Linked DNA regions of Homo sapiens: region 2 is linked to region 1. A link is a loop called in an ENCODE intact Hi-C map of the cell type or tissue named here. Cell type or tissue: K562. All regions are shown on one strand. Links, peaks and the distances in the headings refer to the core of each region. The heading gives the core; the rest is flanking DNA.

Region 1 (16,285 bases), core at 4,547-12,546:
CCTATTATTCATTTAACCAATATCTATTGAACACATTGGGTGTGGTGGAGGATGAACTGCTGACTATGTTTTCAAGTTGTCCTAATACTCCACTGTGGGACACGCAGGCTTGTGGGTCCCAGAGCTCCAGAAGCATCTTCTGACCGCACCATCCTGACCCAGATTCTACTGAAAAATACGTGAGTCTAGCAGAGCCATCTCTGACACTTCCCTTCTTTTGAACGGCTGATCTGTCAGTCATGGGGAGCTCTTATGAAAGTGTAGTGTGTTTTGTGAAACTTGAGGTTGGTCAAAGAATACCATTAAACTTTGTTAAGAAATCTACATATTGATGACATAGGCAGTGGGGTGGAGGTGGGAAAATTCCCAAATACATTTTAGGAATTATCTCAGAAGGAGGTAATAGTCAGAACTCTTGGTTGCCAGTGACAGAAACTCATCTTACTAGTGTGGAGTACAAAAGGGGTCATGTTTTTGTCTGCACTCCCCAACCCCAAGCAGATCCTGAAAGAGGGACAGGATTGCAAGTGGATTATTTAGGAGATGATTCCAGGGAACACCAATAGGGGAGTGAGGAACTGATTCATGGAAAGGCAGGAGGCCACACAGGGGCCTTCAATGAGCAGCTTACCACTCCAGGCAACTAGGATTTGACCCCACTGGGGACCTCTGGGAGGTGATGTGGAATGCATTTCAAAGTTGTTCCATCCAGGGGGCAAAGATATTGAAGCATTTATAGCCTAGCTCCCATCCGTCACTGGCTGAGGACAGGTCCCAGGGCATCAACTCTCTGGCTTTTCTTTTTTCTTTTTTTTTTTGAGACATAGTCTTGCTCTGTTACCCAGGCTGGACTGCAATGGCATGATCTCGGCTCACTGCAACATCTGCCTCCCAGGTTCAAACGATTCTCTTGCCTCAGCTTCCTGAGTAGTTGGGATTACAGGTGCCTGCCACCATGCCCTGCTATTTTTTTTATTTTTTGTAGAGACGGAGATTTGCCATGTTGATCAGTCTGGTCTCAAACTCCTGACCTCGTGATCCACCTGCTTCGGCCTCCCAGTGTTGGGATTACAGGAGTGAACCACTGTACCTGGCTTCTGTGGCTTTTCTGACATAATCCATGCCTGACTTTGAGAAAGCCCTCAGGTGAAAGTCTTGGTTGTATGTAGTAGCAAGCATGTACTAGAATGATAAAAACCAAGGGGTTTACCATAAGATCTCTCTCTCTATCTCTGTCTCTAGCTTTGTCTGCATACTGGCTTAATTTCTTCTTACTCAAGCTTTTTCTCCATAAGGTGAGAAACGTGGCCACAAAAGCTCCTATATTTCTCACTACACACAGTTCCTGTCATCACGGAGAATGATTAAATTGGTCTAGTTACAGTTTGGAAAAATATTCAAGGGAAGAATTCTGATTGGCCAATTTAGGCCAGATTCTCATCCCTGGACCAATCAACTGAGGCCAGAGGGGTGGAGTCATGTAAGAATATGGCAGCCCCTATGAGAGCCACGTGACTGGAGTAGGAAGTGTGAGTCTCTATAGAGGGGAGGGCTGCTAGGCTGAAAAGGCAATAGATGTCTGCAGTGAAAGGAATAGATCAGGAGATACATTCTGTTAAACCTGTTAATTATTTTTGAAAAAAGAGAAACTTTCAATATACAGTTATAGTATAAGTAAGCGGGTGGCTCACGCCTATAATCCCAGCACTTTGGGAGGCTGAGGTGGGCAGATCAGAGGTCAGGAGTTCGAGACCAACATGACCAACATGGTGAAACCCCGTCTTGTGTGCCTGTAATCCCAGCTACTCAGGAAGCTGAGGCAGGAGAATCACTTGAACCCAGAAGGCGGAGGTTGCAGTGAGCTGAGATCATGCCACTGCCCTCCAGCCTGGGCAACAGAGTGAGACTCGGTCTCAAAAAAAAAAAAAAAGTTACATTGTGGTTCCCACAGCATGATTTATCAGAAAGGAAAAACTTAAAATATGCGTATTTTCTATGCACAGGCTACTGCTATGAATTCAAATTCTTAAATTCCAAAGATTAACTAAAATGTTTCTCAAGACACATAAACTGTTAGAATCTGCTTATAATGAGGCTGAAGTTGAGTAAGAAGAGAACTGGCATTTGGGACCCTACTTTTCTTCTGTCGAGTACTGTCAAGTTTTGGTTCTGCCTGGAAGTAGATGCACCTCAAGGGAGGGTTACATGTAAAGTTGTGTGTGTGTGTGTGTGTGTGTGTGTGTGTGTGTATGGTAGTTTCCAAAGATGGGTACAACTTTCTGCAAATGCTCGTGCAGTGTAATCGAACCAATCTTTCCTTTAAGAGGTAGAGTTTATATTTCTCTACATAAATCTGGGCTGCCTATGACTTGCTTTGGCCAGTGGAATGCTGCCAAAGTGATGGTGACCAACTTCTAGCCGTGAAAGGAAAATAAACCTTGGGTCCCCAAGATCACTAAGCTAGGCTGGGCTCGGTGGCTCACACCTGTAATCCCAGCACTTTTGGGAAGCTGAGGCAGGCGGATCACCTGAGGTCAGGAGTTCCCAGCACTTTGGGAAGCTGAGGCGGGCAGATCACCTGAGGTCAGGAGTTCAAGACCAGCCTGGCCAACATGACAAAACCCCGTCTCTACTAAAATATATGAAAATTAGCCAGGCGTGGTGGCAGGCGCCTGTAATCCCAGCTACTTGGGATGCTGAGGCAGGGAAATTGCTTGAACACTGGAGTTGGAGGTTGCAGTAAGCCGAGATGGTACCACTGCACTCCAGCCTGCGCAACAGAGCGAGACTCTGTCCCCCCCAACAAAAAAAAGTTACTAAGCTAAAGAGAAAAGTCAAGCTGGGAACTGCTTAGGGGAAACCTGCCTCCCATTCTATTCAGTTACCCCTTTGCTCACTGAGATAAATGTATATCTGATTGCCTCATTTGGAGAGGCTAATCAGGAACTCAAAAGAATGCAACCATTTGTCTCTTAACTACCTATGACCTGGAAGCCCCTACCCCTTGTCTCACCATCACCTTCACCTGGACTTGTCCCGACTTTCCAGACTGAACCAATGTACATCTTACACATATTGATTGATGTCTCATGTCTCTCTAAAATGTATCAAACCAAGCTGTGTCCCCACCACCTTAGGCACATATTGTCAGGACCTCCTGAGGCTGTGTCAGGCGTGCGTCCTCAACCTTGGCAAAATAAACTTTCTCAATTAACTGAGACCTCAGATTTTTGGGGTGCATATAGTCTTAGGCCTTGAGAGCCCTCTCCTAGTTTCTATATTTTTGCCCTCTTGGATGCTGGCACCAAGCAAACCTTGGCTATCCTGCTTAAAGGGCCATTTGGAGAGGGGTTCTGCAGGGCGAGGGGCCACATGGAGGAAAACAAGTTTCCCCAGCTGACAGCCAGCACCAACTGCCAGGCACATGCATGAGGTCGTCCTGGATGTTCCACCCAGCTGGCCCTCCAGCTGCAGGTAGCCACACAAATGAGCCCCGGTTAAAACAGCCAGGAAGTCCCCATGCAACTCACAGGGTCATGAGCAATAATGACTTGAGGTGGTTTAAAGTTTCTAATTTTAGGTGCAATAGGTAACTGAAACAGCCCACAAGGGTTTGAGCCTGTGGAGGGTGCATTTCCCACCTGCTGAAGCTTCTCAATTCCCAGGATTCAATGCGGATAAGACTCTTGTTCTCAGTGTCCTTGATGGAAATGGCAATGAACTTTTTGCAGATTGGACCATCTCAGGGGAATCCCAAAGATCGGAAACTATTTTCTTTCTCAGAATCTTCCACACAACATTGAGCCTTAGGAATTTCTAAGAAGGATCTGGAATGAAAAAAAATCTTTTGAAAAGGTATTTGTATAGCTTCACTTCAGCAAGATTCATGGTGGGTGTTAGACTAAGTGCTGGTGTTAAGCCAAACCATGTTTTTCAAAGACTCATCTGGCCTCAAGGTTGGCAGGATCAGAGTGGCCTCCCAGGATCTACCACATCCTCAAAAGAGTTGGTTCAACTGGCATGTACCCAGATCTCTTTGAGCTAGTATGATACTCCCTTGAGTCAAAGGCTGCCACATCACATCTCCTTTAAGTCTCCCTAAGTACGACCCCAGAAGTATTGACAAAATAGTGCTATTCCTGAAGATTTCAGGAGGACATAAATGAAGAGATTAAACTGCAAGGTACCAAAACTTCCATCTTTGCTAAAGACCCTCATCCAGGCTGGGCACGGTGACTCACGCCTGTAATCCCAGCGCTTTGGGAGGCCAAGGCGGGCGGATCACCTGAGGTCGGGAGTTCAAGACCAGCCTGACCAACATGGAGAAACCCCATCTCTATGAAAAATACACAATTAGCCGGGCGTGGTGGCACATGCCTGTAATCCCAGCTACTAGGGAGGCTGAGGAAGGAGAATCGCTTGAACCTGGGAGGCGTAGGTTGCAGTGAGCTGAGATCGTGCCATTGCACTCCAGCCTGGGCAACAAGAGTAAAACTCCATCTCAAAAACAAACAAAAAGCCCTTATCCAATGGTCATGCCACTCTATCTGGCCATGTAATTTCTCCTCCTGGCTTTCTGTAGCAACAGCCTTCTGAGGAACCTCACTCTGCCTTTCAAAACCCCTTCAACTTGTACCCTTCATCAGCAAAGTACTTAGCTCAACATGTATGCGTCTGGGGGAACTCATCCACATGCTATTTAAGGATATTTCCAGCAACATCATCTTCACTACCCCAGGATGGCATTTTAGAGTGGATTACGTGCCTGCCGGATGTGTTGTAGTTGAACGAGTTAGAGAAAATGCCACACTTTGAGACGAATTAAGAGTCTGTTCATTTAGCCGGTGGCTAAGAAATGGCTAACATTTAAAGTTCTCTCGGCCTCGAAGAAGGGGCTAGATTTTCTTTTATACTTTGGTTTAGAAAGGGGAGGGGGATTTTTTACAAAAGTAGGAATTTTACAGAAGTAGACAAAAAAGTTAAAAGGATAAATTGTTACAGGAAAGTAAACAGTTCTAGGTCTAGGGGCTTTTAGACTATTATGAGGTGACAGATGCGGGGCTTTGGGCGTTATCAATTGGACGAATTCCTGGGAACTGCGGATATTGCTCGCCACAGTATCTTATCAGTTAATTGCATTCTTGGATGTGCTGGGAGTCAGCTTGCACAAGTTAAGTCCTTGAGGAAGGGGCTGCCAGTGAAAGAGCCAAGATGGAGTCTGTCTGGCTCTCTTAGCTAAGGGAGAGTCAGTTCAGGTTGAAACAAGGCTAGGTGATTAAAAGAAAGGGAGAGTCTAAGAACAGGGTTAGTAAAAACAAGGTTGGGCATTACATTCCTCACTTGTGTTTTTGGGGAGTCAAATCGTTGATTCTTCAGTTATAACAAGGGGGTTATATTGAGTCTTAAGATACATAAGTTTGACAGAAGCTATGCGTTGTTTTACAAAATTAAGAAACTAATTTAATATACAAGGTCCAAAAATTAGACTTAATACTAGGATGGGGAGGGGGTCTGGCTAACTTAGTAATTAGAATAGTTAGCTCTGGGTTCTAGTTGAACATGCTTTGATACTAGCGGATGTTATTTTCTTGTTCTTGTTGGCGCTTATCTAGATTTTCTTGCACTTTCTGGAGTGTATCTTTTATGACTAAGAATGGTGGAGGAACAGTTAAATCAACTTTGTCAGGGTGTTTCTGGAACATAGGGTTACTTAGATCAGTTAAAGGCCTGATTGACTTGGGTGGGCTTTATGAGACTATGGTTTTTTTGGATGGTGAACATAGACTTAACATTAAATCCTGGGATGTAAAATCTTAATCTTCATGACATGCCATGATACTATTGAGTTGAGTTAAGGTCATGGACAGTTACAGTAAGAGGATTACAATTTTTTCTAGTACATAATTTAGGATGAGAAGCAGGACTTATGGAAAGAGTTGAAGATCTGGTTGATCTTTTAGAGTAGGTGGCTAAAGTTACACATGTCTAATCAGGACAGGAAAACTGATAAGTATCTTGACAGCTAGCATCAGGGTGATTTCTAGGACAGAGGTAAAAGTCAATATTTTGGAGTCTTTTTTCTGCACTTTTGGAGCTTCTACACTTAGTTTGGCTCTTGGAGTGTCTGAATCTTGCTGAAAGGTCGACCCTTGCTGCTCCTGGGACTGGCAGATTGTGTTGCTTTTCATGGGTATGGGCTGGCTTTGGGAAAAGTACAAATAAGTCAACTGCAAAGGAGACTTCCTTGGAGGTACTGGCCTTCTAAGTGGTGTTTGCAAATACAAGTCCTGTTGTGAAAGAGGTGAGGAGAAAGGAGTAGGAAGGCACAGAGGACGTAAAGGGCAAAAACAAATAAGTGAGGCAGATAAAAAGAATGAATCTAATGGGTTCACCTGACTTAGGTGCAGTTTTAAGGGGCCTAACTTAGGCCTGGGGACTTATGTTTTTAGTTGGGCTCTGTTGGCCTTTTTGATGCGGGAGTGATGAATGTAAGCAGGAATGCCGTCTACTTTCAGAGCCATTGGCGTTGTGAGGATGACGGTGTGAGGTCTTTTCTAAGCAGGAGTGAGTCTTTCTTTCTGGAAATTTTTAACAAACACTAGGTCTCATGGCTGGAACGAATGGCTGGACTTTGGTCAGGAATTGGATTGGGATGGGCTCCTGGAACAAGTGGCAGGATAATATCTTGTACCTGTTGGAGAGACTATAGGTACTGTAATAAATTATTTTGTGATATTTCTGCTAATTTGGCATCTCTTAGCTTAGGCAAGATAGGGGGTTCCTTCTTATACATGATTTCAAAAGGTGAGAAACTAGCCTGGTAAGGGGTGCACCTTACTTTAAGTAGGGCTAAAGGAAGGAGACTTACTTAATTTACACTTTTTTTTAAGATTAATTTTGTAAGAGTGTTTTTTAGGGTGTGGTTCTTGCGTTCTACTTGCCTGGAACTCTGGGGTTGATAGGCACAATGGAGCTTCTGTTGAATGTTTAAGGCCTTACTGACTGACTGAGCTATAGGCGAGGTGAAGGTTGGTCTATTATCAGACTTTATGGCAGCAGGCAGCCTATATTGAGGGATGATTTCATTGAGTAAAAATTTAACTACTGTGTTGGTGGTTTCGTTTTCGGTAGCAAATGCCTTAGTCTATCTGGAGAAGGTGTCTACCAGTACTAGAAGGTATTTGTACTTAGCCTGGTGTGGTTTGACTTCTCTAAAGTCAATTTCTTACTTTTTTCTTGGTGAGTTTTTTCAGAGACAGTGGCCTGGGCTGGGTTTAGGACTTTGTTTGGCATTTACTTGGGCGCAGGTTGTGCACTGGAGAGCTGCTTAATCTGTTAGGCTTTGAAGATGGGGGATCTTAAAATGGCTCTGGAGGAGCTAAGGTAGATTTGCTCTTCTTAAATGGGTGGTAGACTGTAGGTAACTGATTAAAGTTTCTTTAAGAGTTCAGGGTATGAAGATTCTAAAGTCTGGAAGAATCTACTAACTTTCCTGATTTTTATTGGCTCTGAGATCCGAAGCCAGTTTTTTTTGTTGTTGTTGTTGTTGAGTATACGGGATTGTCAGGCAGATCTGGCTGTGGAAAGGAGACTGTGGGCAGCAAGTTTAGAGGCGTGACTGAAAGTCGCGCTGAGACCTGAGCTGCTGAATCACGTTTCTGGTTACTATGGGCAACGGGTGTGTTTTCTTTTTGATGTCCTTTGCAGTGGATCACAGCTACCTGCTGAGGTGAGTAGCCTGCTTTCCTGGTAGATGGCTTTACGTACATACACAGTAGCAAAGGCGTACTTGCTGTCAGTGTAAATGTTAATACGTTTATTCTTACTTTATCAGAGAGCCTGAGTGAGGGCTATCAATTCAGCCTTTTGGGCTGAGGTGTTCGCTGGTAAAGCTTGAGCTTACAACACATGTGTCTCCGTGGTAACAGCTGCACTGACTTTTCATACTTCCTGCTTGAGGAAGCTGCTACTGTCTCTGAACACGGCGGTACCTGCCTTTTCTAGGGGCACACCTTGAAGATCACATCGGCCAGTTTCGATAGTTTCTAACAGTTCTTGACAGTCATGAGCAGGAATAGTGGAGTCTGAGTCAGGAAGTACTGTAGCTGGATTTAAACACTTTGTGGGAGAGAAAGTCAAACGAGGCTGATCTAACAGTAAACTTCGATACTGCAAGATGCGAGCATTTGACATCTATTTGCCAGAAGCACTTCGTAGTAAGGTCTTTATGGCGTGAGGAGCTGTAAGGGTTAAATTTTGGCTTAGAGTTAATTTATCGTCTTCTTGGGCCAGGCTTGCTGTAGCCGCTACGGCTCGCAGACAACTTGGCCATCTAGAGGCCACAGGATCTAGCCTCTTAGACAAATAGGCCACTGGGCGTCTTTAGGGTCTTAGAGTCTGAGTAAACACGTTTTTAGCAACTCCTTGGCTTTTATGGAGATATTAGGGAGGGCTAAAGCAGGGGCTTCAGTTAATGCTAAATTAACGGGCTATTTCATTCTGTACTTCTTGGATAGCTGCCACTAAGATTTTTGTTTGTCTTTTGAATGCTTTATCAGCGGCCTTTTCAGCTGCCAGTGTAGCTTGTTTTTGTTTTTTAAACTTTTGATTGTCAAAAACTTCTTGGGCTATTTCTAAAAGCTGACTGATATTTATTCTAGCAAATCTTTTTAGTTTTTGGAGTTTCTTTTTAATATCTGGGGCTGCCAGAGCCACAAATGCTAAATGAAGAGCACGGCTATTTTCGGGAGCTGCCGGGTCAAAAGGGATGTAAATCCAATAAGCCTCCTGGAGGCGCTCTAAAAACGTTCTTGGTGACTTATCGGGCCTTTGGACAACTTCGCTTGTCTTAGACAAGTTTATGGGTTTCTGAGCGGCTCTTTTAATACTTGCGAGGAGATACCGGTGAAAATCACCTAAAGCTCCCTTTCTACTTGAGGAATTTGGGTGCTGGTTAGGCCGGGTAGAGGGAAAGACCTCCTCAAGGGGGTCTCTAGCTTCTTCTTCCGGTCCGTTGGCTGATGTGAGGAAGTACTTTTTGGCTTCTTTTTGGATACGTTCTTTCTTTTCAGAGGTGAAAAGGGTTAAAAGGAGCTGTCGGCAATCATCTTAGGTGGGCGGGTGAGTCTGGAGTACAGACTCTGTCAGAGAGGTCAAAGCCTGGGGCTTTTCAGAGAAGGGAGGATTATGGGTTTTCGAATTACATAAGTCAGAAGTAGAAAAAGGGACATAAACTAAGAAGGGTGCTGAGCGCTCATCACCTGGAGGGACTTGTGCCTCTCTCAGTGGTAGGAGAGGGGCTACTTCTTCCTGCCACGGTCATGATTGAGAGGCAATGGGTGGCGAGCCTACAGGGGACGTCGTCGAGCAGACATGGGATAACTTTAAGGGAGAAGGTTGGTAGTAAGGCGGTGGGACTGGGTGAGGGAGACTCCCCTCTTCTTCAGAGGGAGGCAGTACAGGGGGAGCTGAACCGGCTGAGGGTCGAGGCGAAAACGTGGTCTGGCTTAGGAGGACCTTGGAGGTAGAATTATGAATGGCGCATGAACGGAGCCATGGAGAGTGGATCCTGACTAAACTTAGCTCTTGATCAATGTAGGGAAACTGATCAGGGTGGCTAGGAGTTTCAGTAACAACCTGCCACACAGCTTGAACAATTGTGAGGTTCAATGACCCTTCAGGGGGCCACTTGACTTTAAACTTTGGCCATTTTATTTTGCAGAGTGTCTAGAGCTTGCCTTTTTTAAGGCGGACTTTATAATCTGAGAAACTGAGAGGAAAATTCTGCAGCATACATTGGAGAGGGCTTTAACTTTACAAGGCTGGGAGGAAGTGTTTCTTTTTTTTTTTTTTGAAGGCAATTTAATAAGATTTGAGCATAGATATTAAACTTAGCATGGACAGAGAAACTTATTTCTTGGGGGACTGGAGTAGTGAAAGAACAGAATCAATATGACTAGAAAGAGCAGAAAAACTTACAACAGCTAATACTACTTGCTACATTGCTGTAGCTTTAAGACTGAGGGAGGAGGACTAGAGCCAGCCTGAGATCTTCTGGGTCAGTTTGATCTAGGCGTTCTTCTTCTTCTTCTAGATCTGCACTTTAAATACTTTTGGTGTCTTTATAACTTAAACGCAAATAGCTTAAACTTAGCTTTTTCTCTTAAGGGTTTAAGGAGTGAGAGCAGAGCCAAGTCCTGGAGACGGTAAACTTGCTGTGGCACCGGAAAACGAGATGTGCGGGATACGGGGCAGGGACAAGGTGGAAAAGGACTACTCGGATCATTTTTAAGATGGAAGAGTAGCCACAGAGGAACAGAGTAAGAATCTCAATGAAGTAAAGCAGTACGGGCGTACATTTCTTTACACAGTGCTCTATTTCAGGGCACAGGAAAAGTTACAGAATGACAAGAGAGGTGAGCAAGGAAATCTGCAGGGTGGCTGTTTTGAACTCATTACTGGTTTAGTTTAGAGGACGTCTAATCACTTGGACGTGGAGTATGATGATCTAAATACTTAACAACTTTCTTGGTGCTAGAAATCTTAATCAGGCGAATATTTTTCACACTTGTTCTTGTAACAACACTTGACTTGCTTCTGGCAGAAAAGACAGGACTGTGGTGGCCAGCCTAAAAGATTGATGAGAAATTTAACCTCCTGTGACAAAAAATCAGCACTAAGGACTTTGAAGAAGTTTTTACTTAGAGGTCTTGGGCAATACCAACGTCTTGACATGCAAAACTTTGACAACTACTAACAAGACAATAGACGCTGAACAGAACAATCAATATAAAACAAACAGTTGACTTTAGGGCATGTAAACAGTTATGACAGTTTTTCCTTTTTTTTTTTTTTTTTTAGACAGACAAGGGGAGGGTTTCCTGTGATGGGATCAGTCAGATGCCTGCCTGGCCACTCCCCTTGAGGGGACTTGGGCTCCTCTTAGCATTGGCAGGCCGGTATAAACTTCCGGCTCAGATCAAGGTACGCCTGATGCTGCCTTAAGCCTTATGAGGTCGCCACGGAACCGCAGGTGAGGGCCCACTTGAACTCCGTAGCTTTCGCCGTGGAGCTACAAACTGGAGGACAAGCGCAAACCCTTGTCCTCCCTCATTCATTCATTATTCACACAGAGTATATAACAGTTTTTTTTTTTTCTTTCTTGGAGATTCTTCAAGAAACTTGAACAAGAGAAAGATGAGAGATACAAAAAGAGAGAGAGAGAGTGACCGGTCTGCCAGAAACCAGGACTCAGTCCTCCAGCATCCTGGGATGTGGACTGAGTCAAGGGAGGGCCCCTGTCAGGGCCACTTCCCTCCTAGAAAGAGACACAGAGGAGCCTAACAGAAAACCAGGGCTCTACCTTCTAGCGTCCTAGAGAAACAGGCAGAGTCAAAAGAGGGACACCCTCATCAGGGCCGCTTCCCTCTTACTAGAACTGAAGTCAAATCTGACCTACCTGACCTCAGGGTCAGAAGTCGAGGACTCAGAGGTGGAATTTTTATGGGCACCCACAAGGTAGTCGATCCGCTCTCCTCTGGAAGACGGTCACCTTTCGAGGACCTGAAAATTTTTTTGTAGGTGGCACCCCGCAACAAGCCGGCCGTCCTTCCGGGGGAGCCCGGAGCGAGCCCGGTTCTCGCCTCGTGGCGTTTCTCGCTGGGGCCTCCAAATGTTGTACTTGAATGAGTTAGAGAAAATGCCACACTTTCACATGAATTAAGAGTCTGCTTATTTAGCTGGAGGTCAAGAAATGGCTAACTCTTAAAGTTCTCTTGGCCCTGAAGAAGGGGCTAGATTTTCTTTTATACTTCAGTTTAGAAAGGGGAAATGGGTCTAGTTAAAAGAATTTTACAGAAGTAAAGTAGGCAAAAAAGTTAAAAGGATAAATTGTTACAGGAAAGTAAACAGTTCTAGGTCTAAGGGCTTTAAGACTATTACAAAGTGATAGACATGGGGCTTTAGGCATTATCAATCGGACAAATTCCTGGGAACTGCGGATATTGCTTGCCCCACAGTATCTTATCAGTTAATTGCATTCTTAGATCTGCTAAGAGTCAGCTTACACAAGTTAAGTCCTTGAGGAAGGGGCTGCCAGTGAAAAAGCCAAGATAAAAGCTGTCCCCAGTGTTAGAGGTGGGGCCTGGTGGGAAGAGATTGGATCATGGGGGTGGATTTCTCATGAATGATTTAGTGTCATCCTTTTGGTCCTGTCCTTGCAATAGTGAGTGAGTTCCGGCAAGATCGGGTTGTTTACGAGTGTGTAGCACCTCCCTCCTTACTCTCTTGCTCCCGCTTCACCTTCTGCCATCATTGTAAGTTTCCTGAGGCCTCCACAGAAGCTCAGCAGATGTCAGTGTCATGCTCCCTGTATAGCCTACAAAACTGTGAGCCAATTAAACCTCTTTTCTTTATATATTACCCAGCCTCAGGTATTTCTTTATAGCATGAGAGAACAGCCAAATCCAGCAGCCATAGACAATATGCAGCAAATGTGCATGGCTGTGTTTCAGTAAAACTTTATTGACAAACACATGTGCAAGCAGGTCAGATTTGGCCCATGGGCCATAGTGTCCCAACCTCTGCTCTGGAATATTCTCTTCAGCCTGGACGGACATCTCTAGGTTGTTGTTGTTTTTTTTGTTTGTTTGTTTTGAGACAAAGTCTCACTGTTGCCCAGGCTGGAGTGCAGTGGTGCAATCTTTGCTCACCGCAACCTCTGCCTCCTGGGTTCAAGCAATTCTACTGCCTCAGCCTCCCAAGTAGCTGGGATTAGAGGCACCTGCCACCACACCTGGCTAATTCTTGTATTTTTTAATAGAAATAGGGTTTCACCATGTTGGCCAGGCTGGTCTCAAACTCCTGACATCAGGTGATCCACCCACCTCAGCCTCCCAAAATGCTGGGATTACAGGTGCCCACCACCACACCTGGCTAATTTTTGTATTTTTAGTAGAGATGTGATTTCACTCTGTTGTCCAGGCTGGTCTCGAACTCCTGATATCAAGTGATCCAGCTGCCTCAGCCTCCCAAAGTGCTGGGATTACACGTGTGAGCCACTGCAGCTGCCCTCTAGATTTTTTTTTTTTTTTGACCATTGCTTATTTGGTTTGACTTTCATTTTCTTCCCCATTGTGGTAGTCATTTTCTGAATGCCTGTTAGTTTGTCCATCTCTCTCCTCTGTAGTCCCTAGAGTCAGATGAACTCCTCTGCAGGTGCAATGGTGTAACACTCTCTAGTGCTGAATTTTGAGCAGGAGAAAGAGAGCAAGAGTGACCAGTACCTTTGGAAACTCTGCCCTCCTGAGAATTTGGTGTCTTCTCTGCAAATGTTGCAAACCTGTTAACCCACAGGCTGGAGAGAGAGACAAGCCAGAATCATGATCTGTTGAGCTTCAGTTTAATATTTGATGCACAGAGATCACTGAGTTTTTTTATAAGAATTAGAGGGGGAAGAAATGGCCACAGAGAGCAATTTCTATCTCCAGGTGAGGATTCAGGAGATAATTCTGCGAACAGAACTTCCTGAGAACTGAGATGGGGGAAATCGCTGGTATTAGAAGAGTGAAAAGTTCAGTAATTAAGGCTACGACTGTGCTCTTAGAGGCAAAAGAAGAAAATGAGACTGCCAGGCATGAATAATGAGAAATCTTTGATGGAATTAGCCATGCAGAACAGATACTAAATGCATCCTCATTCTTCTCATAGTCAAAAGTTTTTGCTTAAGCTGGATAGGAAAAAGAGCATCCCATTTCACTAAGTATAAAAGAGGGGATTTTAGAGAAGGTCTCAGAAGAAAGAGATGTGGGGGTTTGGTGAAACTCACCAGAGGCTGGACCCTCTCCAGCATAACACAGGGATTGGGAGGAGCGGGGCGGCATTAGGCCAGGTGCATAGCCCAGTGCTGCTATCTCTGGACTTTCTGCTCTCTCTGGACTTGTTTACTAGCTGAGCTTATCCATTTACATAATTTTCAGTGCCATTTCTCAGCTGATGAGTCCTGAACTTTTGTCCTGAGGCTAGAATTCTCCTTGAAACAGCAGTCTTAAACACTCAACTTCTTTCTTGTTTTTTCCACTTGTCAACTCATGAACACCTCAACCTTGTTACATCCAAAGCCAAACTCATGGCTTGGTGTGGTAGGTGATGGCTGTAATCCCAGTGCTATGGGAGGCTGAGGTGGGAGGATTACTTGAGGCCAGGAGTTTGAAGCCAGCCTGGAAAACACAGTGAGACTCCCTATCTACAAAAAAAAAAAAAAAAACAACAAAAACAAAAAGCTAGGCATGGTGATGTGCATCTGTAGGATCTGTAGTCCTGCTACATGGCAGGCTGAGGCAGGAGGATCAATTGAGCCCAGGAGTTTGAGGCTGCAAAGAGCTATGATGGCACCAATGCACTCCAGCCTGGGTGACACAGCCAGAGACCCTGTCTTAAAAAAAACCCAAAGCCAAACTCTCTTTTTCCTCCTCCTTCTCCATGGGCTCTGTCCATGCCATCTCTCTTCTGTAAATGGCACCACCCCCTGCTGAGCTGCTCAAGGTGGTCATAACTCATGTGTTGTGCTAACTCTGCTTTTGCCCTCTTCTCCAGTCAGCAAGTCCTGTGATTCTAAACTTTATCCAACTTGTCCACTCTCTCTAGCTTCACTGTCATTATCTTTGCCTAGGACACCAGTATCTCAGCTGGGCTACAGCAGCAGCCTCCTAACTGGTCTTAACTGGTACTCTGCACCTGCTCTCCATGCTCAGCAATCCATTTCCTACCTGGCAGCTTCAGTGATCTTAAGGTGTCCATTGAGTCTCATCCCTGCCTTTCCTGCCCATGGTACATAGAATAAAATCGAGACCCCGAGTCTTCTGCCTGTTCCTGCCACCTCTCCAGCCCTCTCCTATCTCCTGCCCTTGGCCTACTCTATTTCAGCCACTATGGCCTCCTTTTGTTTTCTTGGACTTTCAAACCTTTTTCCACAACAGGGCCTTTGCACTTGCTGCTTCAGCCTGGAATGATTTTCCTCTGCACCTCCCCAGATTAGACCATCCTTTAGGTCTCAGCTAAAATGGTGCTTCCACAGACAGCTCTTTCCTGACCCCTTTATAAAGTGGACTTCCCTGCTCTTCTCCACCTTAACCTCTTATTGTTTCTTGTTGTGGGAAGTCAGGGACCCCAAATGGAGAGGGACTGGCTGGAGCCATGGCAGAGGAACATAAATGGTGAAGATTTCATGGACATTTATCAGTTCCCAAATAATACTTTTATAATTTCTTATGCCTGTCTTTAGTCTCTTAATTCTGTTATATTCATAAGCTAAGGATGTACATCACCGCAGGACCACTGTGATAATTGTGTTAACTGTACAAATTGATTGTAAAACATGTGTGTTTCAACAATATGAAATCAGTGCACCTTGAAAAAGAAGAGAACAGCAATTTTTAGGGAACAAAGGAAGACAACCATAAGGTCTGACTGCCTGCAGGGTTGGGCAAAAAGAGCCATATGTTTCTTCTTGCAGAGAGTCTATAAACGGATATGCAGGTAGGAGAGATATCACTAAATTCTTTTCCTAGCAAGGAATATTAATAGTAATACCCTGGGAAAGGAATGAATTCCTGGGGGAAGGTCTATAAATGGCTGCTCTGGGAATGTCTGTCTTATGCGGTTAAGATAAGGACTGAGATACACCCTGGTCTCCTGCAGTACCCAAAGGCTTACTAGGGTGGAGAAAAACTCCGCCCTGATATATCTGTGGTCAGACTGGTTCTCTGCTCTTGAACCCTGTTTTCTGTTGTTTAAGATGTTTATCAAGACAATACATGCGTGAATGAACATAGACCCTTATCAGTGGTTCTGCTTTTGTCCTTTGCTTTGTGATCTTTGCTGGACACTTCTCAGTAGTTCTGCTTTTGCCCTTTGTCCTGTTCCCTCAGAAGCACGTGATCTTTGTTAGACCCTTAGTAGTAGTTCTGCTTTGTACCATTTGAAGCATGTGACCTTTGTACCTATTCCCCATTCTTACACCCCCTCCCCTTTTGAAGCCCTTAATAAAAACTTGCTCATCTGAGACTCAGGGGGCATCATGGTCCTACTGATGTGTAATGTCACCCCCAGCAGCCCAGCTGTAAAATTCCTTTCTTTGTAGTGTCTCTCTTTATTTCTCAGCTGCCTGACACTTATAGAAAATAGAAAGAACCTACATTGAAATATTGGGGGCAGGTTCCACCTATACTTCTTTCATGGATTTACTTATTTTTTGTTTGTCCCCCTGTGTATCCTAGAAACTCCTGGA
Region 2 (16,285 bases), core at 4,895-12,894, 52 kb after region 1:
TATAAACTGTCTAAAGAAGAATGCAAAATAATCATTTTTAAGAAGCTCTAGGGAGTTCCACAGACTTGGTCAAGCTGGTCTGGTGTTTGGTCAGTGGGTAGATGATCCTAGTACCCTGATCCATCAAGTTAATTTTGGGATCTAGGTCTGTAAGTGCAAGGCTGGATCTTGAGTTTACAAGGGTTTTCTGGTGCTGGGGTCCACTTATGTGGGTCTGGAAACTAGAGCCACAGGGGTATTTCAGAAGCCTGGGTCCATGGGGGCTAACCTGATGTTGGGGGGAACTCCTGATCTTGAATACAAAGGCTTATATAGCCCTGGGGCAGTCCTAGTGTCTGGAGTCTGGCGGGGATGTCCTGAACCTGGGTTTATGAGTGTGGGCCTGGGTTTATGAGTGTGTGTATGCAGGGGCCAGCCCTGGTGCTGGGGTCTACTGGGGCAGGCCTGGAAACCAGATTTGTAGGGTTGGGCCTGGATCCTGCATCTGGGGTTCAGGTCTGGAGCCTGAGTCCAATGGAGCATATATCATTAATTTAAAAAGAATAGATAAATAAATATTTTTAAAATTTTTCTTTTCTAATTTCTTATACTGTAAATATTGATCAGTACCATTCAGGTAAACAAAAGCTCTTTGGGGGTCCTAAATAATTTTCTCAGGCTCTAAAGAAGTCCTAAGATTTTAAAAAGTTTAAGAATCATTGGTTTATAAAAATTTTTTTGTTAAATGGAGCTATAATGCTCAGAATAGGCAAATCAATAGAGACAGAAATGAGATTAGTGATTGCCTAGGGTTGGTGGCGGTAGTGGGCTGGGGTGGGATTAGAAATTAGTTACTTAACAGGTACAGAATTTCTTTTTGAGGTGATGAAAATATTCTAAGATTGTCTGTGGTGATGGTTGCACAATTCTATGAATCAAGTAAAAAGCACTGAATTGACTTTAATAGGTGGATTTTATGGTATATGAATTATATCTCAATAATATTGTTACCCAAAAAATTGAGTTATAATACTGGAGATTGTGGGAAATTTCAGCTCCTCAGCTTTTGTAACCATGACATCCTCCCACATATCTAAAAATATGTGGCATTTTTAGCTTAAAGAACAAAGATAATATGCCTTGTGGTATCTCCGCCAAACTGAGTGAAGATCTCAAGGTACCTCTAAGATTCTCAAGGAGACTCAAACAAATAACATTATGACCTGGGTATGTACTGGTAAAACCACTGAGCCAATACCCCAGTGGAAGGATCCTTCTTCTCTGCTTCTAATCACATATGTCTCTGGTAAGTGTCACTGAAAGTGGTAGTCAATCATTACACCCCCTAGAAAGACCCATAAATATATGGGTATAGATATTTGGGTTAAAATCTACAAGGGAGTGGAAGCTGATGAAGAAGAAAAACAGTTTCCATAATAAACAGAACTTGTTGTCATATATCCTAACAGGTAAATCTCAAGGTTTCCTTATTCTACTGCCTTTCAGAATAAACACTGAGACTCCTGCATTGTGTGTTAGTGTTTTACTTTCCTAGGCAAATATTGTGAATTCTCCTTAAATCTTAAATATTTTATTGGATAATTAATATAACTTCTTTCAACTGCAGGTAGTCGCCTTTAAACAATCTTCTTCCAATTTGCCAACTTAAGACCACAAGGTATGACCTTCACCAGTCTGACCCATTCCCACATATCACAAAATCCCAGTGTGTCACAAGACCCAAGATTTCCATTTATAGTACATGTTGTGATAGACCATAAATGCCTATATAAGTTTAAAAAGAAAGAAAAGGAAACAAGAATGTAAGTAATGGGAAGAATATGGGAAAATGGAGGCTAATGTGGTCTCTATTCGTTGAGTGAGTTGAAGTAGCATGTCAGAGGTTGCTCATCACATCATAATCATCATAAATTTGTATAGATTTACACAAATTTGTATTGATTTATGATGTAAAACTATAACAATTTTCTAGCATGTGGCAGTACAGTGTCTTGAGGAAGGGGTGCTTTTTTTCTAGTTCACAAAAAGTTGCCAACATTAGTCAGCAGTGATGGAAATAGCCCTTCTTATTGGCTGACTATGGAGTACTTTCCAAGAGGAAATTAGGTTACAGAATATATATAATGAAAACCCATCATTTTGAGGTGCTAAGGAACTAGGAGTGATATTTTCTTTAGCCTCTTGCTGGTTTGTGGCCATTATCCTCCTTCCATCTTGCAATATGGTTTTCATGTACAAAAATGTTTTATTTAAAATTCTGAGGCTAGGGTCTTTTTTCACAATACCACACACAACAAGCAAAAGATTGGTTGATCCAGAATTGGGGTTGATTAGAGCAATGCTAGAAGTAAAAAAGAACAAGGAAGAAAAAAAGGTATGGGATGAATATCACTGATGTCACAGAATGTAAGTTTAGACTGGAAAGGTTAAGGAAAAATAAATCATTAATAGAATGGAAGCATATAGAGGAATGGAAGAAAATGTGGTCTCAGTGAGTTGAGGTAGATAAAGCAATGGAAGGAGCAGAAGAATTGAGAACTTCCCTGCCCTAATAACTGAAACAAAAATGCCCATGAGAAGAGAAAGATGTGTGCTTGATCTCCAGCCATAAGTTTAGCCTATAGAAGCTGAAGACAGAATTATCTGTGCACAATTCTGACCAACATGAACAGGCCCAGCATTAGATTTCAAAATCTAGGCTTGCAAAATCACAGAAAGCCTCATGTGTCTCAAGAGTATCTGGGTACCAATGGCCCACCCCTGCCCCTACTTGCTAGGGAACTAGAATCAAGAATTATTAGCAACCAAAGCTGCCTTTAAGTATATGTAGAATGTCGAATAATGGCCCACCCAAAGATGTTCATCTAAATTCCCAGAATTTGTGAATATGTTATGTTATACAGCAAGGAAAAATAAGATTGAGGATAAAATGAAGGTTGCTAATCAACTGACTTTAAGATTAGAAGAGTGTCCTGGATTATTCAAGTGTGCCCAATGTAATGACAAGGGTCTTTTAAGTGAGTAAGAGGGAGGTAGAGGCCAGGTGAGAAGAGAGATTTGAAGATGACACTCTGCTGGCTTTCAAGATGAAAGTGGGCCATGAGCTGAGTAATGTGGGTAACTTCTAGAAGCTTCAAAAGATGGGGGTATAGATTCTCTCCTAAAGCTTCTGAAAAGAAAAGCAGCCTTGCCAACATCTTGGTTTTGGAATTTCAGCAGATGCAGAAATAACAATAAATGCTAGCATTTAATAAATCTACTTTAATTCATCATTTCAAGTACGTGCACTTCTCCATTTGCTAAGTGCCCAGTGGCCAACACTATCTGAAAGATGCCCAATCTGGAAATGCAGACACCAGGTGAAAAGGTTGCTATTAACCCAGATATCTTTCAAGTAAGAACTTTACCACTACCTGGTCCTCATGGAAGAAGCAGAAAGACATTCTTTCTGTAGAGAACATCTAGAGGGAATTCTAGGTATTAGGAAGGCTGAGAGCTTTATCAAAACAAGTAAAGGAACAGGAAGCAGCAAAATGGAGATGCTTCCCCAGCAGACCCTACTGTGTTGGTTGATTTTTGCTGTGGAATAAAGAGTTGCAAAATTTTATGCAACAACACATTTGTTCTACTCATGAGTTTTTGGGTCAATGGAGGTGGCTCTGCCTTGGATTGCAGGTCTCAGTCAGCTGTATAAGGCTTTTTTTTTTTTTTTTCGGGGTCTCACTCTGTCACCCAAACTGAAATGCAGTGATGCAATCACAGCTTATTGTAGTCTCAACATGCAGGCTCAAGCAACCCTCCGACCTCAGCCACCCTGAGTAGTTGGGACTACAGGCATGCACCACTATGCAAGTAACCCTCCTACCTCAGCCATCCCGAGTAGCTGGGACTACAGGCATGCACCACCGTGCCTGGCTAATTTTTGTAGTTTTTGTAGAGACAGGGTTTTGCCTTGTTGCCCAGGCTGGTCTTGAACTCCTGGGCTCAAGCAATTCGCCTGCCTCAGCCTCCTATAGTGTTGGGATTACAGGTGTGAGACTCCATGGCCAGCCCTCTGTGTAACTTTTATCCTCTTTGATCACTAGGCTTACCATGGCATGTCCCTCAAAATGATAACAGATACGCAAGATGATTAACCCCACTGTGCAAGGATATTTCAAGTGGATGAAAGTGCTAATATCCTATTGCTCAAAGCAAGTCACATGGCCAAGCCCAATGTTAAGGGATGGGGAATTTCACTCTTTCCACAAGAAAATGTGTGGATAAAGAGAGGAGTGAAGAATTGAAGCTAATAATTCAATCTACCAAAAATATTATCTGTCTTAGTCTATTTTGTGCTGCTGTAACAGAACACTTGAGACTGGGTAATTTATAAAGAATGGAAATTTATTTTCTCACATTTTTGGAGGCTAGGAAGTTTAAGATCAAGGTACCAGTAGATTATAGCCTGGTTTATCTGCTTCCAAGATGGCACCTTGAATACTGTATCCTCCAGAGGAAAGGGACACCATGTCTTCACATGAGAAGAGCAGAAGAGAGGGAAAGAGAGAGAGTGAGACAGAGAGACAGAGAGCCCACTCCCATAAGCCCTTTTTTATGGTGACATTAGTCCATTCATAAGGGTAGAACCCTTTTGATCAAACACTTCCCATTAGCCTCCACTTCCCAATACTGTTGTATTGGGGATTAAGTTTCTTACACATGCATTTTGGTGGGACACATTCAAACCATAGCACTGTCCATTGGATATCTGAACCGAATCTGCAGGGAACTTTGGTGACACAGATATTCCCAATTAGTCTCTCTAGCTGGATATTGACTTTGACATCTACCTACAGGGAAAGGACAAGCCTAGGTGGCCAAAGGGTCTACTTTAGCCTTGCAATCTAAAATGTCTTTGGAAAAACCTGACTATGGCTTCTATTTTATTTTATTTTATTTTTTTAGAGATAGGATCTTACTCTGTTGCCCAGGCTGGAGTGCAGTAGTGGGATTATGGCTCACTGCAGCCTCAAACCCTGGACTCAAGCAACCCTCCACACTCAGCTTCCTAAGTAACTAGGACTGCAGAGATACACCACCACACCCAGTTAATTTTTTAATTTTTGTAGTGGCAGGGTCCCATGTTGCAAAGGCTGGTCTTGACCTCTGTTCTCAAGGAATTGTCCTGCCCTCAATTCCCAAAGTGCTAGGATTATAGCCCTGAACCACTGTGCCCAGTTGGCCTTTATTTTAGATACATTTCCTGCCACCTTCAACCTATATTGTGTCCCGAAAGTTCTTCCTAAAAGCAAGGCCATCTATTACAATCTTATTTATCAAAGAACATTTTTGTATTTATGTACTGTCCAGCTGTCTGCACCCCAATCTTCAATTCACATGCTTTTTCCACGTAGGAGGACATTATTCCAAGTAGCCCTGCTTTGCAATGCCCGAAATACTCAGACAGAAGGGACTCTTTTTGTATACCTGCTAAGACATCATAGCTTTTGCACCTACCCAAGCCAAATGGCATTTTCCTGTGGCAATCACTGCCTTTGTTGCAGGTTGCATTCTCCCAGAAGCAGACTTTGAGAAAGCAATTAACATAAAGGAGTTTTATTTGGGAGTACTCTTTAGGTCAACAGCTATGGAAGGGAAAGGGCCAGGATAGAGCAGGGAGAGGTTGGATTATAACGTGTCAATGAACATGTCATCCAACCCCATTGGAGCTCTGAAGCTGAAAGAGCCCTTAAAGTTGTCCCAAGTTGGGATTATATAGCTAGGCCTTTATGACTCTGCATCAATCAGTCGTTGGTTAAGGAGTGTAACGTTAGACAAGAAAAGTCCTCAGCTGAAAGCAGTGAATGGAGGGCTCTCAACCAGCAGTACTCGGATATGGCTGGTGCACCACACCAGCCTATCCTATGCAAAATGGCATAGTTCCCTCCAATAAGTTCCTGTTATAACAGTTCCCTGATCCCCACTCTTCCTGGAGCCACTGACAGCTAACAGCAATAAAATATCAAGAGAAGCAAAACAACACATGGTAGGTTCAGAGGGAAAGCTGAGGGCAGCATCTCTGTAATTTTTGAGATTCGTGGATAGCCTCTCTAATTACGAATATCTCAAAATTGTGCAAAACAGAGAATACATTTGCTGGCAAGATGGCCGAATAGGAAGAGCTCTGGTCTGCAGCTCCCAGTGAGATCGACACAGAAGGCAGGTGATTTCTGCATTTCCAATTGAGGTACCCGGTTCATCTCATTGGGATTGGTTGGACAGTGGGTGCAGCCCATGTGGAGGGCAAGCAGAAGCAAGGTGGTGCGTCACCTCACCTGGGAAGCACAAGGGGTCGGGGGATTTCCCTCCCATAGCCAAGGGAAGCCATGAGGGACTGGGCTGGGAGGAACGGTGAACTCCAGCCCAGATACTGCACTTTTCCCATGGTTTTCACAACCCACAGACCAGGAGACTCCCTCCGGTTCCTAGGCCACCAGGGCCCTGGGTTTCAAGCATAAAACTGGGCAGCCATTTGGGCAGACACTGAGCTAGCTCCAGGATTTTTTTTGTTCATATCCCAGCGGCACCTGGAACCCTAGTGAGATAGAACTGTTCACTCCCCTGGAAAGGGGGCTGAAGCCAGGGAGCCGAGTGGTCTTGCCCAGTGGATCCCACCCCCACAGAGCCAGCAAGCTAAGATCCACTGGCTTGAAATTCTTGCTGCCGGCACAGCAGTCTGAGGTTGCCCTGGGATGGTAGAGCTTGGTGGTGGGAGGGGCGTCTGCCATTGCTGAGGCTTGAGTAGGCAGTTTTACCCTCACATTGTAAACAAAGCCGTCAGGAAGTTTGAACTGGGTGGAACCCACCGCAGCTCAGCAAGGCTGCTGCAGCCAGACTGCCTCTCTAGATTCCTCCTCTCTGGGCAGGGCATCTCTGAAAAAAAGACAGCAGCCCCAGTCAGGGACCTATAGATAAAACCCCATCTCCCTAGGACAGAACACCTGCGGGAAGGGGCGGCTGTGGGTGCAGCTTCATCAGACTTAAATGTCCCTGCCTGATAGCTCTGAAGAGAGCAGCAGATCTCCCAGCACAGTGTTCAAGCTCTGATAAGGGTCAGACTGCCTCCTCAAGTGTGTCCCTGACCCCCATGTATCCTGACTGGGAGACACCTCCCAGTAAAGGCTGACAGACATCTCATACAGGAGAGCTCTGGGTGGCATCTGGCAGGTGCCCCTCTGGGACAAAGCTTCCAGAGGAAGGAACAGACAGCAATCTTTGCTGTTCTGCAGCCTCTGCTGGTGATACGCAGGCAAATGGTCTGGAGTAGACCTCCAGCAAACTCTAGCAAACCTGCAGCAGAGGGGCCTGACTGTTAGAAGGAAAACTAATAAGCAGAAAGGAATAGCATCAACATCAACAAAAAGAACGTCCACTCAGAGACCTCATCCCAAGGTCACCAACATTAAAGACCAAAGGTAGACAAATCCACAAAAATGGGGAGAAACCAGCACAAAAAGGCTGAAAATTCCAAAAACCAGAGTGCCTCTTCTCCTCCAAAGGATCACAACTCCTTGCCAGCAAGGGAACAAAACTGGACAGAGAATGAGTTTGACAGATTGACAGAAGTAGGCTTCAGAAGGTGGGTAATAACAAACAACAAACTCCTTCAAGCTAAAGAGGCATGTTCTAACCCAATGCAAAGAAGCTAAGAACATTGACAAAAGGTTACATGAATTGCTAACTAGAATAACCAGTTTAAAGAAGAATATAAACGACCTGATGGAGCTGAAAAACACAGCACAAGAACTTCATGAAGCATACACAAGTATCAATAGCTGAATCAATCAAGCAGAAGAAAGTATATCAGAGATTGAAGATGAACTTAATGAAAAAAAGCGAGAAGACAAGATTAGAGAAAAAAGAATGAAAAGGAACGAACAAACCGTCCAAGAAATATGAGACTATGTGAAAAGACCAAATATACTTTTGTTTGGTGTACCTGAAAGTGATGGGGAGAATGGAACCAAGTTGGAAAACACTCTTCAGGATATTATCCAGGAGAACTTCGCCAGCCTAGCAAGACACACCAACATTAAAATTCAGGAAATACAGAGAACGCCACCAAGTTACTCCTCGAGAAGAACAACCCCAAGACACATAATTGTGAGATTCCCCAAGGTTGAAATGTAGGAAAAAATGCTAAGGGCAGCCAGAGAGAAAGGTCGGGTTACCCACAAAGGGAAGCCCATCAGACAAACAGTGGATCTCTCTGCAGAAACCCTACAAGCCAGAAGAGAGTGGGGGCCAATATTCAACATTCTTAAAGAAAAGAATTTTCAACCCAGAATTTCATATCCAGCCAAACTAAGCTTCATAAGCAAAGGAGAAATAAAATGCTTTACAGACAGACAAACGCTGAGAGATTTTATCACCACCAGGCCTGCCTTACAAGAGCTCCTGAAGGAAGCACTAAACATGGAAAGGAACAACCGGTAGTAGCCACTGCAAAAACATACCAAATTGCAAAGACTATCGACGCTATGAAGAAACTGCATTAACTAACGGGCACTAAATTAATTTGATGTTTCTTACCTTCTTGGTATACTACTAAAGGGAACTAAAGGCCTAGGGAGATTGATAAGCTGAAGTGAGTAAGTACCTGTTCAGATACTGGCTAAGTTCCTCAGAATGGTTCAGAGGATACATCTTTCATTTCAGCTTTCCAAAATACATTGGGAAAGAAAGATCTTTGTGGTAGCTGTTCTCTAAAGGTTCTAAATGAGAGGGGGAAATGCTACCTTCTAACTGGGGTCTGTGACTTCAGTGGAAGTGATGAGATCCCAGGGAGAATGCGCCAATTGCTGGCATTTGATCACAAAAGATGAGGAAGGTAGCTGGGACCACAGGTGTGTACCACCATACCTGGCTAATTTTTGTTGTTTGTTTTGTAGAGACAGGGCCTCACTTTGTTGCCCAGGCCGATCTTGAATCCCTGGCTTCAAGCAGTCCTCCCACCTGGGCCTCCCAAAGTACTGGGATTACAGGCATGAGCCACTGCACACAGCCAGATAGAGATCTTTAACATTCCACTTAATAGTTGATCATGGTATCCCTAGAACTGAAACAGGTAATTATCATATGCCTTAGTCATTCAGGCTGCTATAGCAAAATACTATATACTGGGTAGCTTACAAACAACAGAAATTTATTTTTCACATTTGTTAAGCCTTGGAAGTGCAAGATCAAGGTACCAGCAGATCTGGTGTCTGGTGAGGTCCACTTCCTCATAGACAGCACATTCTGGCCATGTCCTCACGTGGTGGAAGAGGCAAGAATCTCTCTGAAGTCTCTTTTATAAGGCCACTATTCCCATTCATGAGGGCTTGGCCCTCATGACCTAATCACTTCCCAAAGACCTCATCTCCTAAAGCCATCACCTTGGGGGTTAGGGTTTCAACAAATGAATTTGGCGGAATGTAAACATTCAGTCCATTGCACTCCATTAATGTCCTACTTGATTCACAAACAGTCTGGTGAACCGACGCCATACCTGCATTAGCACAATAAGGAATTGTGGAACCTCAACCAATTTTCAGACTTAAGATGCAAAGATTTTGAAAGAAAGGAAGACAGCGTCTCTTTGAGGATTGCTTCTATGAGACCAAATATGTACACTCTAGCCCTAGCCCTAGTTGGCGGTGTCTCAACCCAGGGCAATTTGCCCCCAAGAAGATATTTGCCAATGTCTGCAGACATTTTTGGTTGTCACGACTAGGAGCATGCTACTGACATCTAATAGATAGAATCCAGGGATACTAAATATCCTACAAAGCACAGGACAACCCCACTACAACAAAGAATTATCTTGCCTGAAATGCTGAAAGTGCTAAGGTTAAGAAATCCTGCTTTTCTCAAAAGACCTGTGACCACCGAGTTACAACAACAGAAAGTGAACCAACATCATCATACTTTGCAGTAATTCAGGAGGACCTAGACTAAAGTCACACTGGGCAATAAAAAAGTCATAACACAGATTGAAGAGTGATATGAGCTTAATGTTAATACACAGGGACAATATTCAGTCTCCCCTAGAGTTCTGCAATGTTAATTATCCAAAACATTACATAATTGCAAGAGAGATAAAGTAATCTGGATTAAAAATAGGAAGAATATAATTAACCGTATTAACAAACTGAAATAAAATGTTGTTTTAAAAAAAGTTAATCTTCTTTCATTTACCAAATCCAATCCATCCACAACTGCCATGTAAAAATCAATAACAAATCCATTCCCTTCTCCTCTCTCCTTCTTCTCTTCTACTACCTTCCCTAGTAAAGCCACCACCATCTCTCTCCTGGACAGCCTGTTTACTGTAGCTTTCTACTTCCTCCCTTGTTCCTGCATAATCTTTTTTGATATGCTGTTGCCAAGTACTCTTCTTAAAATGTCAACTACTCACAACACTCCTGAGCATCACAGAGAGTCCCAGTGAGGAGGGAAGCTACGGTGTGTGAGATGAAATTGGAATCTTTTTCCTGCCTCAAAGGAAAGCCCGGAAGTATGAGTTAAAAAAAAAACAAACAAAACACTGGCCAGGCATAGTGGCTCACGCCTGTAATCCCAGCACTTTGGGAGGCCGAGGTGGGTTGATCACCTGAGGTCAGGAGTTTGAGACCAGCCTGGCCAACATGATGAAATTCTGTCTCTACTAAAAATACAAAAATTAGCCCATTGTGGTGGTGCATGCCTGTAATCCCAGCTACGTGGGAGGCTGAGGCAAGAGAATCACTTGGACCCAGGTGGCAGAAGTTGCAGTGAGTCTAGATCATGCCACTGCACTCCAGCTTGGGCAACAGAGTGAGACACTGTCTTGAAAAAAAAAAAAAAAGAAAGAAAACATTGATGCAGTTTTGCTCTGCCTAATACAGCCTGTATGGAAGGTCTCCGTGGTCTCCTTGCTTTCATTCCTGGCCCTGCCTGCCTTCCACACCCACTCACAAATTATCCTCTGTAGCAGAGGGATCTATGCAAACCATAAATCAGGTCACTCAATATAAAACCATACCTGCAAGTACCTTCCCAAGCCAGTGCTTGATCTAAGTTGTTTCAAGTAGGGCCTAGGAATCTTATATTGTCTAATATGTCCAGGAGATTCTAACTTAGCCAAGACTGAACACCCCTGGCCTAGAGCTGTACTTCTCAAAATTTAACTTAACGGGTCTCTGAACTACACTTTCTCCTGGACAGCCTCTTTAGTAGGCTTTCTACTTCCTCTCTTGTTCCTGCATGATCTATTTTTGATATGCTGTTGCCGTTTGATATGCATGTTGTCCAGGAGACCCATTAAGGCTGAGTGGATCCCGATATGCTGCATTTCTAACAAGCTCCCAGGTGGTGCTGGTGCTGCCTCCCGAGGACTATACTCTGAGCAGCCAGAGCCTAGAAGGGAAAAACATTGCTCCCCTCTACCTAAACCACCCTTGTTCATCATTACTAGCAACTATATTTTCCACCCTTTACCCAACCTTCTGGACCTGGTAATCTGCAGCCAGCCCGCTCAAGATTGCCTGACAGGACCTTCAGGGCAGACTTTTATAGATGAAAGAATGACATAATGATGGTGCGCACTAGGAACAGATCAGAATATGTGAGAAACACTATTTTTTTCCCAGTGTACAGCAGGCTTTCTTCTGGTAAAATTAAGCAAAACTCAGCCCTGCCCTGCCCAGTTAGAGACTAGTTCATCAAGGGGGCAGGTTGAAATTTAGCCACAGTACCCTCCTATGCCTGATATGCAACTAAAAAGCAGTGACTGTCAACCTTTTAACTATCATGACCTCCCTAAGGAGCCTTTTTAGACTTTTTTTTTTCCTGATCACACCCTCCGTATAAAATGTCAATACCACAGATATACGATATATATGGTTATGAACTCTTGACCTTTGTAGGACTACAAACCATTAAATGAGACCTAAGAATTTTTGGCCGCTCCCTGTGGGCAATACAACCCTCATTGAGAATGCATGATTGAGATCCATTCGCTCATTCCAGTCAGCTAGATTCCAGGCCTGGTGTGTAGACCACATGTTTGGACACATTTCTCCAGCTTTCCCTACCAGGCCAAGTGGTGGAGAGGACACTATCTTTAGAATCACACAAATCAAGTTAAAACCAAGCCTCAGCCATTTACAAGTTGTAGGACTCTAAGCAAGAATCTTTACCTCTCTTATCCTAAGTGCCCCAACTGTTAAATGGAATTAAAATACTCACACTGAAAATTTGCTGTAAGGTGTAGAGGTGAGGTAATGTTCCTGTAAAGTATAAACTGTAGTGTCCAGGGCAGGACAGGTATTCAAGAAATAGTAGTAACTGGCCATAATTTAGTGGTGGCCCTCCACAGCTTTCTATTTCCTTTGAGATTAGATTCATTACACCTGGGCTCAGTAGCGCCTTGATGGCCCAGTACACCAGCCCAGTACAACTGCAGAGTTAGATGTCTCTCTCGTCATGCCCCAGTGCAGAAAAAAGAAAGACACACCTTCCCTAAGTATCTACCTGAGAACCAGGGCATCTTGAAGCAGTTCCGGGAGTTTGATTAAAGTGGAGTGGGGAGCTGAGAAGGATTTGTCAGCACAAGCAAAGGTACAATCTGCATCCAAGGCCACTGCTATCAGTTTGTAGCCCTGACCCAGTCTCTTCGACTCAACACTACCCTTGACGCCCATCTTCTGGATAAGAATAAGCCTAGTCAGCCTACGTCTACCACACTACACTTTATCTCAAATGCTCCTGGACAATCTGACTACAGTTCCATTTCAAGAATCATCTTTAACCTCATTTGCCACATTGGTCCTAATTTGTCTTTTGAAATACACTTCCTGCCAAACAGTACTAGCTATCTGTTAGAGAGCAAAGAGATTTTCCATTTTCTCAAACTACCCGCCACCTAGTTTATAACCTCAACCTCAGTGTTTATCCCAATTTTGCAGAGTACCATTGATATGCTTAGGCCACTCAAATCTCATCTTGAATTTTAATCCCCAAAATCCCCACATGTCAAGGGAGAGACCAGGTGGAGGTAATTGAATCACGGGGGGCAGCTTCCCCAATGCTGTTCTCCTGATACTATGTGAGTTCTCATGAAATCCAATGGGGCTCTTCCCCCTTTGCTCAACCCTTCTTCCTGCCACCTTATGAAGAAGGTGTCTTGCTTTCCCTTCACTTTCTGCTGTGATTGTGTTTCCTGAGGCTTCCCCAGCAATGCTGAACTGTGAGTCAATTATACCTCTTTCCTTTATAAACTATCCAGTCTTGGGTAGTTCTTTATAGCAATATGAAAATGGACTAATACAACTATTCAAAGCTGTCATTGAATATCTTCTCCTGTCAAGCTCCCAACCACAACAGAAAGAGTGAATCAGCTCTTGCCCTTTTTTTTAATATTCGAAAATATTTCCAAAAAATAGCCTCGTCTCTCAAAATGAAAATCTTGCCTTATACCAACTCCCTGGTCTCCACTCCTCTTGGAACCCCTTGTCATAAGCCAGTGCTTAGCCCAGTTCCCCACAAATAGAAAGCCCTAAATAAACACCTGTTGCCTGTTCCTCTATTGTCAGCACCAGAAATACCCATCTCCTAGGGAGTATCTGGCTCTGTCACCTGCAGGCTGTGTGACCTTCCTACAGGTGGCCTTGCCTCCCTGAGCCTCAACTCCTTTACCTGTCAAATGGAAGTAAAAGAACCACCTCCCAGGGCCATTTCAAGTGTTGGGACAATTAAAGAATTAGACACCTAGCAGAGAGACTGAATCCTACCCAAGACCTCTCTAGTGAGAAATTAACCCATCCTCTTTTGATGGCCTGGTAATGCTGCCTGAAACTGATGGCTTCACTGGGAGGGGAAATCATTTTCAGTCTCTTTTTTTAAATTTCAGGATGTAGCTGAGGACCAAGTTATATTGTACTACTGTACAGATTTATTACTAAGGAATTATTACTACTTTTTCCTGACTTTAACCTCTTCCCATATTAGATCCTATCATCAAAGCCAAATACTTCTTAAGATTCTACCACATAAAAAATAGAAATGATCTTGAAAACATTTAGTATTTCAACAAATAACAAAAAACCTTAGTATTTTATAGATAAATACATTTTAGCCATAACTATTATTAAGGCTTTGTCTCTTACAAAGGAGAAAGGTAAAGGCTTATAATTTCCCTATTAAGTCAGCACATAAAATGCAATTTTAACTTAAAATTCTGTTAAAAGTATATTTATTGTCATAGTTTCCAGCCCTGATTGGTCCTAAGAATCACCTGTAGAGCATCTTAAACATAAAGAGCTGTTTGGGGCCATTACAAATGTAGTACTAAGAACATCTTATATAGTACCTATCTTTTGGGGCACATATGTATGCATCTCTGTGAAGTGTATATCTGAGAATAGAATTGCTAAATCAGGATATGCATGTGATGAGCTTTCATAGATATCACCAAAGAGTTTTCCAAAATGGTTGTACAAATTAACACTCACACCAATGCAATATGAGAATCCCCATTGTTCCATATTCAATACCATTGCTTGGTATTTTATATCTTTTTAATTTTAACCACTCCAGTGGATATTTTAATTTTTATTTCCTGAGCCATAAATGAAGTTGAGCATATATTTATTGAGTATTTGCATATTTTCTCTGAGGTGTGCCAAGTATTTTTAAAATTGAGCTGTGTTTTACTGGTTAATACATAGGATTCCTGTCTATATATTCATTCCCTCTCACTGGGGTACAGGTCTTTTATTTTTTATATGTGTATTGAGAATATTTTTCTTCACATATCCCTCTCTTTAATGGTGACTTTTGTTAAATTTTGTTGTTCCTTAACTTTAATATGCTCCAATTTATCAATTGTTAACTACCTAGGTGCCCATCAACAGTGAAATGGATAAATAAATTGTGGTTTATTCAATCAATGAAATACTATAAAGCAATGAAAATGAACAAATCACAACTACCTGCAACAAATATAAGTGAATCTCATATAACATTGAGGGAAGGAAGCTAGCACAGGAGTAGATATTATTTTAATTTTTTTTTTTTTTAGTTTCAAAAACAAACAAAACTAACCCATGATGTTAGAAGTTAGGATGTTGACAACTTTCACTGGGCTGCAGTAGCTAGAAAGGGGCCCTAGTGGCTCTCTTGAGCTGCTGGTGAGAATCTGTTTCTGAATCTGGAAAGCTAGTCACTCAGTTTTGTTCAGTTTGTGAAAATCTATCTAGCTTCACATTTATAATATATGTTTATTTCAATAAAAATTTAACCAAAATAGAGGTACATATATCTGAGCCTCAACACCTGGACATCCATATTTCTTAGTGATTCAAATGGGCAGCCAGGGCAAGGACCTTCGATCAATATTCTGATCACAAATATGTGTGCAAATATAAGGACTGGAAGCCCCATTTTTTGAAAAATGTCTGTGGTTTATGGGAAACATTAAAATGGTGGGATTCTAGAGTTTCTTTTTTCTCTAACATTGTAATTTGTATTCTTACAATGTTGTTTTGTGCAATTGTGAAAATCCTGTGAATTACACTTCTCTGTGCTCTCATTTGTCAGTGTTGTCCATTTCTAGGAAGAAACATTTGCTTGCATGTCTAGAAGTGTGGCAAGAGGGAGGAGGGACAGAAGCTATGAGGAAGTGAGAAAATAAGTGCTGGCTTTCCTCCATCTTGTGCTACTCTGATTAGTCCCAGCTCACAGCCAAACATCCTCCTCTGACCAGATGTGGGGGCACAGTGGTGATGTACACTCGCCAGGAGGGCAGAGTCCAATGTTTATGGGGTTCTGCAAATTACTGGAGCAGAGTGTGGTCCCGAAGAACAGGAGAGACAGAGGAAGCTTCCAGCTACAGCTTTCTCCTCCACTTTTTCTCTGCCCTCTCATGCCCTGCTTGTCTGGCAATTTGAATGCAGACTAGACATTTCATCATTTGTTACAAGGACTTATGAAAAGGGATACGGACTCCGATGTTGTTGGGCAGATTCTAGTTTAGGCTAGAAGCTGGGGAGTAGGGGAGGAGATATAAGGGAGGAGGATGAGGTGTTAATGTTGTGTGTACTTTTGAGCCAGGAAAGAAATGTGATTCTGGGTGGTGAAGGTCTTGGCCAAATGGATCTGTTTTTCAGAGAGACAAAGAGCCCCTGTGATATTGTGAAGTATATATTTGGTATCCGTCCCCTTTCCTGGCATACAACTTTTAAAATACTTTGAATCTCCAAAGTGCTTTTTTTTTTTTCAT

What was found. A loop is a pair of places that touch in the nucleus more often than their neighbours do. Peaks named below come from ENCODE experiments on the same cell type or tissue, not always from the same donor. Only the 100,000 strongest peaks of a DNase experiment are listed, where the experiment ranks them.
Region 2: it touches region 1 in a loop (2.4-fold over the local background); 2 of 110 quality-filtered maps call a loop at or near these places.

The regions. Positions count from the first base shown.
Region 1 is chr7:6,983,584-6,999,868 of GRCh38, forward strand. LOC105375138 (a long non-coding RNA gene) reads left to right here and starts at 6,658. Exons shown (of 5, transcript XR_927009.3): 1 at 6,658-6,709. It overlaps LOC107986763 (a long non-coding RNA gene), which reads right to left and starts at 4,000. Exons shown (of 3, transcript XR_001745073.1): 1 at 3,642-4,000. RefSeq lists a silencer at 7,704-7,890. In K562, for the core only: a CTCF peak has its summit at 8,784; a DNase peak (open chromatin) is centred at 7,700.
Region 2 is chr7:7,035,697-7,051,981 of GRCh38, forward strand. The region is part of intron 1 of LOC105375138 (a long non-coding RNA gene); the gene reads left to right. Among named protein-coding and RNA genes, the nearest start is that of MIR3683, 23 kb to the right of the region's middle. RefSeq lists enhancers at 6,119-6,619, 6,620-7,120. In K562, for the core only: no CTCF peak of the experiment used is centred there; no DNase peak of the experiment used is centred there.